Linked DNA regions of Homo sapiens: region 2 is linked to region 1. A link is a loop called in an ENCODE intact Hi-C map of the cell type or tissue named here. Cell type or tissue: K562. All regions are shown on one strand. Region 1 overlaps LOC124902261 (a long non-coding RNA gene). Region 2 overlaps C5 (complement C5).

Region 1 (2,500 bases):
CTGACTCTGATATAGCATCACATGACAGATAGCAGACCCTGTAGGGAATAAAAATATTTTACCTCAAAATATATTTATTTGACATATTTTGAAATGGCCCTGCAAAGCTATCTTTTGTGAGTGAGATTTGCATCTGTAGATAATCTCCATTAATGCAACCAGGCCTTCCCTTTCTAGGCTTTTCCCAGTTCTGGCAGAGTTGAACTGAGAGTCTGACATCTCAAAGGTCTGCAAAGAGACAGACGTTTGCCATTGATTCTCTCGGAGGGCTGCTACCTATGAGGATTCATCAACGTAACAAGAACCTTGGACCCCACAACCTCCTTTAACTCAAGCATTACTTACTATTGACTTTAAGCCTTTAGACAATAGCTTAACCCTCTCAACCAATTGTCAACTGAAGAATCCTTAAGACCCACCTATAACTACTAAGTCCCTGCTTGGAGATGTCCTGCTTTTTTGGGCTGAATCAATATATACTTTCCATGTATCGATTTATGTCTTCGCCTGTAACTCTTTTCTCCTGGAAATGTATAAAACCAAACTATAACCTACCTGCTTCAGGCATACTTCCTCAGAACCTCTTAAGACTGTTCCCAAGACCATGATCACTCATATTGGCTCAAAATATTCCACTCTGAAATATTTCACAGATTTTTTTTCCTCTGTTAGCAAGTCCTTGGGCAAGGTCTAGTGCTGTCCTGGTCTTGGAGGCAGTGGACTTAGGGTGCAACACAGTTTAACACTAGCTGTGGCAGCCACAGGAGTATGTATGTCACTCCTTCCCAAACTTCAGGTACTGATGCTTGGGGAGAGATTCCTTCTGCTTGGGGAAAGAAGAGAGAAGAGCACAGAGGACTTTGTCTTGCAACTTGGGTATCAGCTTAGCCACAATACGATAAAACATCAAACAGATTCCCGAAGCCCCCGATTCCAGGCTTTGTTCCTGGATAGTGTTTCTAGGCCCATCCTGGGTCAGAAGGGAATCCACTGCCCGGTTGGTACGGACTTGGTCCTGGCAGGATTCACCATCTGCTGACTAATGTGGCCTTGGGCCTTGAATAAACATTAGCTGCAGGCATAACCAGGCAGTAGTGGCTGCAGGCCTTGGTGAGCCCCAATACAGAGCTGGTCTGGAAGGCCATGGGCTTCAGGTATGACCCAGTGTAATGCCAGCTGTGGCCAGTAGAGTGTCTGCATCACTCCTCCCCCAGCTCCAGTTAGCCAAGCCTGGAGAGAGATGCCTTCTGATTTGGGAAAGAGAGGGAAGAGAGAAAGAGACTTTGCCTGGTAACCCAGGGAATTCTCCCCTATCTTCCCAAGTCTTAGATACACCAAGGCTGTGTACCTAAGAGTCTGTAAGAGTTTCAGTGTTCCTGGGCTTAGGGCACCCCCAAGTGCTGAGATGGCTGCAGTAACCACAGGCTTAGGCCACAAAACTCAATCCCCTTTGAATTCTTGGAAAACCTTCTCAAGGACAGGGACAAACAAGCCTGGACTATAAAGATGGGAATAAATACCTAAATCTTCAAGGCCCAGACATGGACGAATATCCACAATTATCAAGAACATCCAGGAAAACATGGCCTCACTGAATGGACTGAATAAGGCACCATTGACCGATCCTGGAGTGTTGAAGATATATGACTAATCAGACAGGGAATTCAAAATAGCTGCCTTGATGAACTTCAATGAACTTCAAGACAACAGTGAAGAAATTCAGAATTCTATCAGATAAATTTAACAAAGAGATTGAAATTTTTTAAATCAAATGGAAATTCTGGAGCTGGCTAAAATATAGATTACTAAGACAAAGAAGTGTATGGCTACATTTCTTCCCCCAATATTTGTGACTACGTATTATTTTATCAATAAAATATGAAAATTTCTTTTAAAAAATCTTGGAGATAGAAAATTCAATTGATAAACTGAAAAATGCACTGGAGTCTCTCAATAGCAGACTTGATCAAGCAAAATAAAGAATTTGTGAAGACAGGCTATATGAAAATACACAGAGGAGAAAAAGGAAAAAACTAAAAAGAAAAAAGAATGAAGCATGCCTACAAGATCTAGAAAATAGCCTCAAAAGAGCAAATTTAAGAGTTACTAGCCTTAAAGGGGATGTAGAGAGAGAGAGAGAAAAATTGGGATAGAATGTTTATTCAAGGAAATGATAACAGACAACTTTCCAAACCTAGAGAAAGATATGAATATCTAGGTACAAAAAAATCAAAGAATGCCGAGCAGATTCAACCCAAATAAGACTACTTCAAGACATATAATAATAAAACTCTCAATGATCAAGGATAAAGAAAGGATCTTAAAAGCAGCAAGAGAAAAGAAACAAGTAACATAAAGGAGCTCTAATACATCTGGCAACAGATTTCTTAGCAGAAACTTTACAGGCTTGTGGGATGACATAGTCAAAGTGCTGAGGAAAAGAAACATCCAACCTAGAATATTATATCCAGCACAATTATTTTTCAGACATGGAGAAACA
Region 2 (2,500 bases), 74 kb before region 1:
GAAGCAAATCCCTCCGAGAGAAGGAGCAGAGCATAATCTTGGAAGGGACAATGAGGTTGTCCAAATCAGGTTAAGCTTTTTGCCTCTGAATTCTCACTTTCCTTTTAGAGGTTTTGTGCCTTTAGTTTCTGAGTACACCGTCAGACCTAGCCTCCAGGAAGAAAAGGCACCGAGCATAGACACAATTTCTTTTTTTTTCTTTTTTTTTGAGACGGAGTCTCGCTCTGTCGCCCAGGCTGGAGTGCAGTGCTGCGATCTCGGCTCACTGCAAGCTCCGCCTCCCAGGTTCACGCCATTCTCCTGCCTCAGCCTCCGGAGTAGCTGGGACTACAGGCGCCCCGCCACCACGCCCGGCTAATTTTTTTTTTTTGTATTTTTGGTAGAGACGGGGTTTCACCGTGTTCGCCAGGATGGTCTCAATCTCCTGACCTTGTGATCCGCCCGCCTCGGCCTCCCAAGTGCTGGGATTACAGGCGTGAGCCACTGCACCCGGCCCATAGACACAACTTTTATTGTTCCCTCTCAGCGTAGTTGCAACAGGCACACAGGTTCAAAAGGAGTTACACTTAAAAAAATAAATAAATAAAACAATAAGTAGCAGAAAGAAACCCTAACTGCCACAGTACTTTTAGATCCTAAGAATGCCTGGGTAAATAGTCCCGATCACTAGTCCTGACGCCACCAAAATGGTTGTGTTGGGCAAGTGGGCCAGCAGAAAGCCTGCTGCGATGCTGCTAACATCCTGCCTGCCTCCTCTCCCAGCTCCACATGCATCTCTCACCCATGTGGCCACTAGGTGCCTGGGAACTAGTCTTCATTGATTATTTTGTCTTGTTAAGCTTCTGAAACAAACTGAAAACAAATGGTTTTGTTTTGTGCTTCCAGTTTTGCAAATCCACTTGAGATTTTCCATCTCAACCTTGGAAATCTTCTATGTTGATTTACTTAGGTGGCTCATCACTTTTCTCCCGTTTCCAAGCAAATGTTGTTTGGAAGGATTTGGAGGATACACATTTGCTGTTGTGTATCCTCAGTACTTGCATGATACAGAATGCTTTCACTATAGGATAACAGTAACATATAAAGCAGGATTTAGCAAAGATAAGACAGAGAAGCTGGGGGCACTGGATCATTCTTCCATCCCAGTCCCAGCTATCAGTTTTAGACCCAGCTCTACAATTTATTAGCCTGTGACACTGGGAAACTGAATTCACCTTACTTAGTCCTCAGCTTTCTCAACTGCCGATGAGTAGGTTGGACTAGGTGGTCTCTAATATCTATCATTGTTCTGAAATCTTTCAATTCTGGAGTTTAAGTTATTTTCAAGTTATTGGAAAGAAGGAAAAGAAGCTTTTGAAACAAAAGGTCTTCTGATTGGTGGCCCCTCCAGTATATAGTACAGAAATAGATGATGGGTGTGAGAGAAAGAAAACTCTTACTTACCACCAGGGGGCATATATCGAAAGCCTTTCTAATTCCAATCACAGTAAAGGCTGTAAGATATAAGCTGTTCTCTCGGGCTTCAACAGGCAAGGTACCCTAAAAAGAAGCAATGTTTTAAAAGGGGAGTGAAATGGTGTCTTTAAGGCGAAATGACCTGATTCTACTCTGTTTTTTGTTTGTTTGTTTGAGATGGAGTCTCACTCTGTCACCCAAGCTGGAGTGCAATGGCTTGATCTTGGCTCACTGCAACCTCCGCCTCCCGGGTTCAAGCCATCCTCCGGCCTCAGCCTTCTGAGTAGCTGGTACTACAGGCGTGCACTACCACGCACGGCTAATTTTTGTATTTTTAGTAGAGACGGGGTTTCACCATATTGACCAGGCTGGTTTTGAACTCCTGACCTCATGATCCGCCCGCCTTGGCCTCCCAAAGTGCTGCAATTACAGGCGTGAGCCACCGCACCTGGCCTCTACTCTGTGTTTTAAGCCTTATCTCCCACTCTTTCCCTTCCTGCTTCCCATTTCTCAATAAGCCCTGGGTCTATCTCGCTTGAGTGCTTTCACTTGCCCATCTACCTCCACCCCGTTAAACGAGAGGTCTAAGATATCACTTCTCTGATCTCTAGTGAACTGTCTGAAGATCGCTTCACTTCAGATATTATGGGAAAGACCTTTGTATATTTTGCTTGTTCACAAAGGAATTTCTTGCAGAATTACATTTTTTTCTTCTTCTTCTTCATCCTCCCATAATCAGATGAGAATAAAACTCAAACTAAATAAAACTATTGCTAATTTGTGCATTTGGTTTCCTTACCTGTAATTTTATTGGTTGATACTGTGAATTTTCCTTGAAAGATCCATTATCTAATTGATAATTCTCAACTAGCCACAATAAAGAATTACAAATTGAATTTTGGTTCTGCTCTACGTATTTATTTACTTGTCCAAGTACTCTTAAAGCAAAAGCTGTTAACCTTTAAGACAAAATCAAATAAATAAATATTTAGAACGCTGAATCCCTTTTGACTTTCAATTAATTTATACAACTTTATTCTTTAAA

Evidence for each region. A loop is a pair of places that touch in the nucleus more often than their neighbours do. Peaks named below come from ENCODE experiments on the same cell type or tissue, not always from the same donor. Only the 100,000 strongest peaks of a DNase experiment are listed, where the experiment ranks them.
Region 2: it touches region 1 in a loop (11-fold over the local background); 74 of 110 quality-filtered maps call a loop at or near these places.

What each region holds. Positions count from the first base shown.
Region 1 is chr9:121,054,655-121,057,154 of GRCh38, forward strand. All of the region lies in intron 2 of LOC124902261 (a long non-coding RNA gene), which reads left to right. It also overlaps a transcript of C5 not described here. Among named protein-coding and RNA genes, the nearest start is that of C5, 5.6 kb to the left of the region's middle. In K562, no CTCF peak of the experiment used is centred here; a DNase peak (open chromatin) is centred at 1,187.
Region 2 is chr9:120,980,401-120,982,900 of GRCh38, forward strand. It overlaps C5 (complement C5), which reads right to left. Exons shown (of 41, transcript NM_001735.3): 26 at 2,255-2,414; 27 at 1,444-1,539. Among named protein-coding and RNA genes, the nearest start is that of C5-OT1, 29 kb to the left of the region's middle. In K562, a CTCF peak has its summit at 1,444 (motif pointing right); a DNase peak (open chromatin) is centred at 1,431; H3K4me3 peaks cover 237 bases.